2 separate regions of the Homo sapiens genome follow, and region 1 is linked to region 2. Evidence: chromatin loops called from intact Hi-C (ENCODE). Cell type or tissue: B cell. All regions are shown on one strand. Each heading gives the region's core, and the rest is flanking DNA. Links, peaks and the distances in the headings are about the cores only. Region 1 holds the start of ZNF599 (zinc finger protein 599). Region 2 holds the start of ZNF30 (zinc finger protein 30).

Region 1 (5,376 bases), core at 311-5,310, 150 kb after region 2:
TTTGACACAAACTTTGGTTTGGTCTAAGTTACAGCAGTGTTGTTTTGTTTAAAAAGCCTTCATGAGATATAATTCACTTACCATATAAATCACACGTTCAAAATACATAATTCAGTGGTTTTAACATATTTAAATATATGTGCAACTATCCCCCACAGTTATTCTTAAAACATTTCATCACTTCACAAAGAAACTCCATATCCCTTAGATATCAATCGGCTGTCCCACCACTACCCACCATCCCTAAGCAATCACTAATCTACCTTCAACCTCTATAGAGTTGCCTATCCTGCACACTTCATATACATGGAATTATATACTGTGTGGTTATTTTGTAGCTGATTTTTTCACTTACATGTTTTCAGTGTTCCTCCATGCTGTATTGTATATCAGCACTGCAGTCTTTTCTTATGGCTGAATAATCTGTTATAAGGATATATCACATTTTGTTTATCCATTCATAAGTTGGTAAATGTGTTAGGTTGTTCTTGCTTTGCTGTAAAGGAAAACCTGAGACTGGGTAATTTACGAAGGAATACCCCAGACTGGGTAATTTACAAAGAAAAGAGGTTTACTTGGCTCACAGTTCTGCAGGCTGTACAGGAAGCATAGCACTAGCATCTGCTCAATTTCTGGTGAGGCCTCAGGAAGCTTCCAATCATGGTGCAAGGCAAAGGGGGAGCCAGTGTAGCACATGGTGAGAGCAGGAGCAAGAGAGAGTGAGGGGAAGATGCCACACACTTTTAAACAGTCAGATCTTGAGAAAACTCATTATCTCAAGAATAGCACCAAGGGGATGGCATCAAATCATTCATGAGAAATCTACCCTCACGATCCAGTCACCTCCCAACAGGCCCCATAATATTATATGGTTTGGCTGCATCCCCACCCAAAATCTGGACTAGATGCATAACATATCACCCTGAGATCTTAACATTCAGATGAGGTCAGAGACTGCATGCAGATTTTGGCTTCTCGCATTAAGAAGCATGTGAGAGTGTAGAATGTATAGGATAAATAATAGAATGGAAATCTGATGACTAAATTAATAGATTTTACTAGAAAATGGCCAAGGACTTATCAGTCCCATTATCTCTTTCTGGATGCTCTGGAGGACAGCACATCCTGGCTTCTCTTACATGTGGAGCTATTTGAGTGGTTTGTAGGCCATGGAATATAGGCAGAAGTGATTGCAAAATTGTGTCTTCATTATGTTTTCTTATTTCTGCTCCATCCTGGGGATGCCTCTTTGGATGTAATGCTTTTACTTTTCACAGTGTCCAGGATTATTGCCCTCTTCATGTGGGCTACAGGTTTGGGTGGTGGGCTGAAAGTGTCTTGATGAGACAAGATCTGGTGACCCTGAGTTGCTGGGCATAAGCTGGGCCATCTGGTTTGTGCCTGGTTCTGGCTTCCCTGGGGGCTGGAGGGGCAGATGGGGAGGGGTCAGATCCTGGTTGCTGTGAATTAGAGATGAACAGTGACACGCCATCTTACATCACAAACTAGAAACCATGTCAACTCCACTCTTCCCTTAGGGCTGCAGGTAATTAGTCTCAGTGATCCTAAGTTTTGAATCATGTAAGAAAGTATCCCTTGGGCAATAGGTCTACCTGTATATTAGGAAACCCTCCTGCATATACCGTTTTAAAAAGATGCATACGCCAAATGCTGCAACGTATTATTATGTAAAATTTAAACAGTATTCATGAGGCTCCTGTTGAATCAGTCAACGTATTTGTTTTGACAAATATCAGAGTCTGCAAAGAAGTATCTCAGACCCTCCCCTAGCAGTGTATTGTGATGATGTTGCCAATAATACAGAATATTAATAATGACAGCAATAGCTCTTATGTTCTTATCGGTATGTTCCAGGCCCAGTGCTAAGCAATTCTTAGTTACTTCCCACCAAACAGGTGGCTTTGTCTCATTTATTTACTGGAATTTAAAGAGTCTGGTTCTCAAATGTTTTGCAGCATCCACTTTTCCTGGACAAGTTAAGCAGAGGGCTGGGTCCCACCCCCCAGAGTACCTGATTCAGTGGGTGGGGACTAAGAACTTGCATTGGTAACAAATTCGCAGGTAATGCTGATGTCATCTGAAAATTACTGATAGGGGAAATTTTAATATTATCATATTAAATAATTATCTTCATTTTCCTTAGGAATCTCCATCTCAAGGCTCAGAGAGATGAACTGCTGGCGCAGGGATACACAGGGAGGAAAGTCAAGGCGTGAGTTGCCTGGTAGAGACATTTGAGAGTGGGTCATTGCCTCAGATAATTTCCACGGAACTCTGTGTGCCTCTCCTTTAAGAAGAGGTGAAGCCAATCCCTTTCTTGGGAGCCTTGAGAAGCCGCCTCACCGAGAACAGAAAGTGCGCTCCAGGTACCACCCGGATTCCGTCAAACTACATTACCCAGAAGGCAGTGCTACAAGGGACGGAAGCCGACCCCAAGCCATAGACGGAAGGCGCAGAGGGGCGTTCCCGTAGCGGCGTGGGCGGGACTTCCGGCGTCCAGTCTTCGTCCGCCGTTAGGTTGCGGCTGCTGTGGTTGCCAACGCTACACTGGGTAGAACGCCAGACAGGGGCCACTTTTCGAGACCGAGTAGAGACGGACAGTGAGGAGGATAGGACCCACTTACACGCTTTTATGTCAGCCGCGATCCCACCCCCACAAGCGTCTGCAAAACCCTTCCTGGGGCCTTGGCGACAGCCCTGTGTCCTCACGGCGCGCAGAGGCGGCGCCGCGAACCTTGTGTGCATTTTACACGACGGCGGGGACTGAGGTCCCTCGCAGCCCAGAGCCGGAGCCCGGGGTCGGCCGAGCCCGCAGGACCGGCTTCCTCGCCGACTCTCACGGCCTCACCCAGCCCCCTGGGCCCATGGCGGCGCCGGCGTTGGTGAGTGGAGGGTTCCGCAGCCCGCGCGAGCTCGGGTCACCGCCCGCATGCACCCATCCGCTGTAATACGGCGGATGCCGGGACTCTGTGCTTCTCCCTTTTGATGCCCTAGGTTATGGAGATCCCGGGAGAGGGTGAGGTGAGAGGGCAGGGCTAATCACTTCCTACCCAGGGTCCTGAATCCAGGACAGGAGTTGTAAGGAGAGGTCCCTGTCTCTGGCTCTAACCTGGAGCTGTCGCCTCGCTGCCCTCGGCCTCCATTCCCTCGGGTCTAAAATGCGAGTCTCAGTAATTTTCTCTGTGGAGGGAGCTGGAGAGGGTACGCTTGTGACGTGGGTCCTGTCTTTCACTGCTCGGAGAGCATCACTCTAGGTGCCGTCTTTGAAGAAGGACTCTCTAGGTCCTGCTGTTGTTTTAGGGGATCATTCCAGCGGAAGTCTGGCCCTACCAAAAGCTGGGAGAGGGAATGAGAGCCTCGAGGGCAAGAGGTGAGGCGGGAGCAGCATTTTTGGCAGGAGGCTAGAAGACAAGAAGCTCATTGGATTTATCTTTGCAGATGCCGTCTGTTTATTACAAATGAATCTGGCTTGCCGCCTAACAGCAGTGAATCCGTGCTTCTGTTTAACACATGCTCTTGTATTTGAAAAGCAAATCCAGCACAATATTCATTAATGACAGTGTACATGAATGTATGTCTCTTGGAGTGTGAGCACATAAGGCCCCAAGTTACTCTCCAGCATGTCACACTGTTTACTCCTCGTAGCTCTGATCACCTTCAGGAGTTGTCTATTCATTTTTCCTCACCTGGTCTGTTCTCTAACTTCAATCTAACCTTGTTCCAGGGTCTCTTCAGAGAGAGCTTCCCTGGTTGCATCATGTAAAGTCTCTCCCAGTCTTTGTGGTCTTCTCACTCTTGTGTTGTTTTCTAGAGTCTTCTGACTTTATCTTGATTGTTTATTGCTGAGGATCTGTCCCCCAACCCCAGAATGTCAGCTTCTGTTCTGTTTTTCATCCCCAGGCCCAAAACTATTCTGTTCTGGGCCTGTACCACTTAGTCGATAAGTGATTAATGAATGAGATTCTATCCTCTGGGGCTCCCATCCTACTTAGATTTCATCTAACCCAACCCCACCCCATACCCCACCATGGCTGCAAAGTCACTGCCCAATCCACCAGGACACTCCCCCTGCCATTCTTCTCTCCTGCACATGCCAAGCTCATTGGACGATTTTCTCTGTCACATTGTCGCCAGATCTCTGCAAGGCTGCTCCTGGATGTGTGCTGCATTGAGCTCTCCTAGGGTGCGACAGGAGCAAATAGGAAAAATACTAACAGCAACAAATAGTAGCTGGTCTTCACTGAGCGCATTGATAATGTGCTGAGAGGCAGTTTCTGTGTATTACCTTATTTAACGCCCTTCTTCTCAGAGTAAAATTCTTTCATTTTCCTTTCTTTACAGAAGAGGAACCGGAGACTCAGATTAACTACCCAAGGTTGCATAGCTCATAAGTAACAGAAACAATCCAGTATGTCGAGCATAAAAGCCTACATTTTTTATTTATTTATTTTTTTTGAAAGAGGGTCTAGCTCTGTTGCTCACACTGGAGTGCAGTGGCCCCATCGCAGCTCACTAGCAATCCTCCCCACTGAGCCTCCTGAGTAGCTAGGATTATCGGTGTGTGCCACCACACCCAGCTAATTTTTTTTATTTTTTGTAGAGATGGGCTCACTGTGTTGCCCAGGCTGGCCTCGAACTCCTGAACTCAAACAGTCTTCCCACTTTGGCCTCTCAAAGTACTTACTGGCATGAGCCGACGTGCCCAGCCAGAAGCTTACATTTTTAACCAATATTTCACCCACAGTGGATTGGAGATCCCTGGGGGCGACAGCTGAAGTACACTTTGCAAGGGGAAGGTGCAGGCCTCTCTCTAGCAGGTGGACATTGGAATGAAGGGGTCTTTGGGGAACCTTCCCGGCAAAGGGAACTGCATGGACAAAGGCAGAGGCATGAGGAGACATAGAGTGACACCAAGGCTTGTCACCTGCTGACGTGTCTTGTGTGATCATCTGATGATCATCATGCCAACATCCCATTCTCACCCAGGACAGACGTGGTGCTTAAGGCAGCTGCCAGGTTCTTAGAGCCACAGCCTGCATTGCCCTTGGCCACTTGTGTTACCTGTACCTAAGGGAAATGTGCTAACCGTGGCTCAGGAAGAAAAAGAACAGGTTGGCGCTCATTGTGGGATATTCCAGGGAGTCTACAAGTCCCAGCTGCCTGAGGGCAGGGAAACTTTGTTTGAGCTCTCCCAAGCCCTAGGCAGTTGGCACCTCTTCAGGTGCCTCTTCTATGAGGCAAAGGAAGGCTCTGCTCTTCCTTCCATACCTCTGGCAATATTTTCAGGAGTGGCTGAAATTGTTTTAACTGTAAAAATTGTAGGAAGTATTTTTAGCCCTTGTCACTGTGGATTCA
Region 2 (5,376 bases), core at 137-5,136:
AAAGAGTCCATATCACCCAATCCAGAGCTTCTTTAATGGTGACAGTATAAATCTGAGGTTGGTCAAGACACGGGAGGTAGAGAACATAGGAGAAAATGATCAGGCAGTTACTAATATGGCTCAGTTTTCTCATCACTAAAATAGTAATAGGAGTATCAGCTCCAACATGTGGTTGTCCTGAAGAATAAGAAAACCCACCCCAAAAGTTAATAGAATACTTGCTTAACATGAGTTGGCTCTTTTGTTTTGTTTTGTTTTGTTTTATTTTTTGAGACGGAGTCTCGCCCTGTCACCCAGGCTGGAGTGAGTGCAGTGGCGCCATCTTGGCTCACGGCAACCTACGCCACCCAGATTCAAGTGATTCTCCTGCCTCTGCCTCCCTCCCGAGTAGCTAGGACTACAGGCGCATAGTCACGCCCAGCTAAGTTTTGTATTTTTAGTAGAGACGGAATTTCACCATGTTGGCCAGGATGGTCTCCATCTCCTGACTTCGTGATCCGCCCGCCTCAGCCTCCCAAAGTGCTGGGATTACAGGCGTGAGCCACCGCGCGCAGCCGAGTTAGCTCTTACTATGGTAGCTCCCTCTTATCCACAGGGGGGAGATACACTCTAAGATCCTCAGTAGATGTCTGACGGAACCCCATATATACTATGTTTTTTCTTATACATACACACCTATGATTAAGTTTAATTTATAAATTAGGCACCATAAGAGATTTTTATTTTTCTGTTTGTTTGTTTGTTTGAGACAGGGTCTCACTCTGTTGCCCAGGCTGGAGTGCAGTGGTGTGATCTTGGCTCACTGCAACCTCCACCTCCTGGGAGCCTCCCAAGTAGCTGGGATTACAGGTGCCCACCACCACGCCTGGCTAATTTTTGTATTTTTACTAGAGACAGGGTTTCACCATGTTGGCCAGGCTGGTCTCGAACTCCTGACCTCAATTGATCCACCCATCTCAGTATCCCAAAGTGCTGGGATTACAGGCGTGAGCCACCGCACCCGGCCACCATAATTGAGTAATAGCAATAACTAATAATAAAATAGAACAACTATAATAGCATACTGTAATAAAAGTTATGTGAACATGGCCCCTCTCTCTCAAAATATCTTATTGTACCAAAATCACCTATTTTCAGATCATGGTTGACTGAGGGTAACAAAGTGAAGAAAGTGAAACTGCCGATTAAGGGGGCACTACTGCATTGGAGTTATTACGTAAACATTATACATCCTTTATTTCATTTTAATTAAACACTTGTTTCCACTTAATTTAATTTATGTATCTATCTATCTATCTATCTATATATATATATATATATATATATATATATATATTTTTTTTTTTTTAGAGAAGGGATCTCGCTCTGTCGCCCAGGCTGGATTGCGGTGGTGCCATCTCCACTCACTGCAACCTCCGCCGCCTCCCAGCTTCAAGCACTTCTCCCACCTCCGCCTCTCAAGTAGCTGTGACTACAAGCGCACGCCACCATGCCTGGCTAATTTTTATATTTTTAGTAGAGACGGGGTTTCACCATGTTGCCATGTTGGTGGTCTCGAACTCCTGAGCTCAGGCAATCCACCCGCCTCAGCTTCCCAAAGTGCTGGGATTACAGGCATGAGCCATGGCACCCGACCTGTTTCCACTTTTTACTTAAAACGTAAGTTTCTCTGGCATGCTTTCTTTTAATTCTAACTAAAAAATTAAGAGCAACTCTTCTTTAAAAACAAACAAATAAAAAACCAACAGAAAAGATTCTCTGACATTTCAATTTCCTCTGTCCCCTAGCAGCTAGAGAGAGAGAGCTACTGCTGTGGGATAATGCAAAATTGAAGAACCTTAAGAAAAAGCTGGGTCCTATTTCTGTGCAATATGGAGATTGATGGAAATGTTTACAGCTGTCATCTTGCTCTCCTTTCTTACATAATTTTGTCATTAGTTAAGTAATCTGCACAACAGATCCTTTGAAGTCCTTTTCCCTGCACTGATAATTTTCAGATGACATTGCTCTCATCTTTAAAAGGTGTAAATACTTTATACAGTTTTTTCCAAACAAGAAGAGGCTTCCTGGCAATCCCATTTCTTCCCGCTGCATGCAAAAGGTATCATAACTATCGTTTCCTTTTTAAACTGAGAGTTGAAGAGTCTTTTGCTCCTTTACATAAATCAATTACAGTGATTTTATCCAAAATAGTAACAAATATTAATAGCTCAGGTTCGCATGGAGGCCATGCACCCAGTCTTCGCGGATGCACACCGGCCCCGGCCGACGCACCCTCCCTGCCCTGCCGCTCCCGCACTCGCCGGCCCGGGATCCTCGCCCGGTCCACCCAACGCTCACGCATGTCTCAGTCCGGGTTCCGCGCCGACACAGGTCTGCAGAGCTCCCGGTGCTGTGTTCGTTTGCAGAAATTCAAGTTGCCCGGCGGGGCTGCTCCAACCTCGGAGCTGGGCGCTGACTTCTCCCTCGATGAACTCCAAAGCTCGCTGCCGGGTCAACGACCACAATGAACTGGCGAGGAGGCAGAGATTGAGGTCGTTCCAGTGGCCGCTGAGAAATGTAGTTTCAGGCTACATTGGCCGGATAGCTGCAGCCTCTGGGAAATGCAGTCCTGAGCCGTCACACCGCCGAGCATGCCCGGCGCAGTCCACAAGGCCGCCCACCGGCGCCCGGAGACTTCTGGGCGCTCCCGTCCGGCTGAGAATGCGCAGGCGCAGGCGCTCGAGTTGCTGGGAGCCATAGACCTCGAAGCTGGGGCGTCTGACACCTGAGGCCCGAAGTAGGTGGCCAGCTTCTTAGAGGGCCAACCCAGGGCATTAACACACCAGGTCAGAAAAAGCAAAAACAAAAACAAACAAAAAATGATAATCTATACCAAAATATGTTATTACTTTAACACAAAAATATGAAAACTAGGTGTTTGAAATTATCTTTCCGTACTGTTTGCTTTTCGCTACAGAAATGCTATTATTTAACAGAATATTAATAGGATTAATAGTGGCAATTAGACTAATCACGTGTGAGAAAAATATATTTCTGTCCTCTGATACAGGAATTTTAAGTTTCTATTAAATATTTAAATTTTGTGGGTTCTATCTAAGATGCTAAATGTAAGACCTTTTAAAAGGAGAATGTAAATAAGGCTAATCAAACAGATATTAACTATATGTAATAGGCATTTATCTTTCTGTCCCATCATACGTTTAGGAGATATTTACTCTTTCTGGTTCCTTTTCCAGTAACACCTCTCTGTATTAGCTGCCTGTAGCCTTTATGGCATTCTTCTTTTGGTTTATGTAATGCTAAAACTGAATACAGGCAAACGTGAAATTCACCTTGACTGTCAGCTCCGCTTTTTGTTTGTTTTGTTTTTGTTTTGTTTTGAGACAGGGTCTCCCTCTGTCGCTCAGACTGGAATGCAGTGGCGCTATCTCGGCTTACTGTAACCTCTGCCTCCCAGGTTCAAGTGATTCTCCCACCTCGGCCTCCAGAGTAGCTGAGACTACAGGGGCGCGCCACTACACCTGGCTAATTTTTGTATATTTTTTGTAGAAATGGGGTTTTGCCATCTTGCCCAGGCTAGTCTCGAACTCCTGGGCTCAAGCGATCCACCCGCCTCAGCCTCCCAAAGTGCTGGGATGACAGGGTGAGCCACCGCGGCCAGCCGAGCTCTGTTCTTATTAAGCCCACATTACAGTGATTCCTGGAGTCAGTCCAGGGTGATGACATTGATAAGGAGGTGGGGAAGGGGAGTGCTGGGGAGGGAAGGGCGGGGTCCCTTTAAATGATATGGAAGGGGGAAAGGGAGGTGCTGGGTACAGGAGGGTGTGGTCCCTGGCTAGGGCTCCACCCCTGGCCCTGTGCCAACTGACCTAGGTGAGGGCAGGCATTTTTGTTTTCCTGCCCAAATGTTGCGTTTCCCAAGACCACCCTGGCCTGCCACGCCCCCATCCTGTTCCCGCCCCCATCCTGTCCCTATAAATACTCTGAGACCCTAGCAAGCAGACACACAAGCCGCTGGACATCCAGAGGAACATGTTGGCGGAAGAAGACATGACAGACGCTGGCACGCGGGCAGGCCACCCACCAGAAGGACGCGGAGTTTGGCTGGGGCAGTCCAAGGAGAGCCGGTGCTGCGGAGCAGCCCGATTCCAGGGGAAAACCATTTCCCTTCTGGCTCCCCCAACTGTTGAGAGCTACTTCCACTCAAAACCCTGCAGTCATCCTCCAAGCCCATGTGTGATCTGATTCTTCTGGTACACCAAGACAGGAACCCCGGGATATGAAAGCCCTCTGTCCTTGCGATAACGCAGGGATCTAATTGAATTGACTAACATAAGCCGCCTGCGGACAGCTAAAGAGCATCCTGTAACACGCCCACTGGGGCTTCAGCTATAAACATTCACCCCTAGACACTGCCATGGGGTCAGAGCCCCACAGCCCGCCCGTCTGTATACTCCCCTGGAGGTTTGAGCAGCGGGACACTGAAGAAGCGAGCCACACCCCCATCGCACGCCCTGCCAGGGGGACAAGGGAACTTTTCTCTTATCAACATCAACCTAAGTAGCCTCGCATCAAAAGCATTTGACTGTCAATAGTTAGGATTTTCCCTACCAGCAGTAGCAAGTTTTTAGCCTTATTGGAATTAGTTTCCAGCTCTGCAAAAATGTTCATCTGCTTTGTAACTCCAGGCTTTTTTGGTAGAGCAGCTGTTTGTTGACCAGTCGCTTTGCCTCTGTAAGTTCACCATATAGGCTATTCATGTCTAAAGTGTTCATTTTCAAACCCTCTGAAACTCATTGGGTATCTATTACAATGTCTGAAGACAAATATTTCATTAACAAATAAGAAGGTGATAGACCTGGAGTGAGAATCCACCCAATTCATGTCAATCGGAGACAAATTTGCAATATCCTGTGATTCCTGAACTGGCTGTGGTCACTGATCACTTCTGTCCTGGAGGAACTAGAGACATTCAAGACAAATAAGGACTCATCTAGTCCCCTGATTAAAGGACTTTTCATAGAGGCTGCATTAAGGGCCAAATTATGTACAATGTGCTCTCTGAGATGGGGATGTGTAAATAGCCGTCAAAATGTCATCTGGGCAGAAATTTGTTTGGGAGGATAAATTTATGTTCAGGGGTGAGGGGTGAATACAATAGAAATTTGTATTTTGCAGAGGGAAATGTGGGTTCCATGGTGGGTAGAAATAAAATAGATTAGTAGAATACTTAGAATGTCAAAGAAATTTTTAAATCATAGGGTTTTTTTTTTGAGAAAATTTTTGAAATGATTTTGAAATGATTTATTCAAAAAGTGCCCCTCAAAAGTGATCACTCCATAGATGACAGCTAAGGATCGCAATCTTACTGCT

Evidence for each region. Hi-C counts contacts between places; a loop is a spot of excess contacts. Peaks named below come from ENCODE experiments on the same cell type or tissue, not always from the same donor. Only the 100,000 strongest peaks of a DNase experiment are listed, where the experiment ranks them.
Region 1: a loop joins it to region 2, with 37 times the contacts of the local background. A loop is called at or near these places in 15 of 110 quality-filtered maps.

Annotation. Positions count from the first base shown.
Region 1 is chr19:34,770,351-34,775,726 of GRCh38, reverse strand. It overlaps ZNF599 (zinc finger protein 599), which reads left to right and starts at 2,512. Exons shown (of 4, transcript NM_001007248.3): 1 at 2,512-2,903. The coding sequence starts at 2,886. LOC124904696 (a long non-coding RNA gene) reads right to left here and starts at 2,380. Exons shown (of 2, transcript XR_007067234.1): 1 at 2,033-2,380; 2 at 1,038-1,460. RefSeq lists an enhancer at 2,582-2,691 and a silencer at 2,802-2,861. In B cell, for the core only: no CTCF peak of the experiment used is centred there; a DNase peak (open chromatin) is centred at 2,486; H3K4me3 peaks cover 1,340 bases; H3K27ac peaks cover 765 bases; H3K27me3 peaks cover 381 bases.
Region 2 is chr19:34,924,181-34,929,556 of GRCh38, reverse strand. It overlaps ZNF30 (zinc finger protein 30), which reads right to left and starts at 2,654. Exons shown (of 5, transcript NM_194325.3): 1 at 2,341-2,654. ZNF30-AS1 (ZNF30 antisense RNA 1) reads left to right here and starts at 2,731. Exons shown (of 3, transcript NR_110749.1): 1 at 2,731-2,828. In B cell, for the core only: no CTCF peak of the experiment used is centred there; a DNase peak (open chromatin) is centred at 2,686; H3K4me3 peaks cover 1,133 bases; H3K27ac peaks cover 862 bases.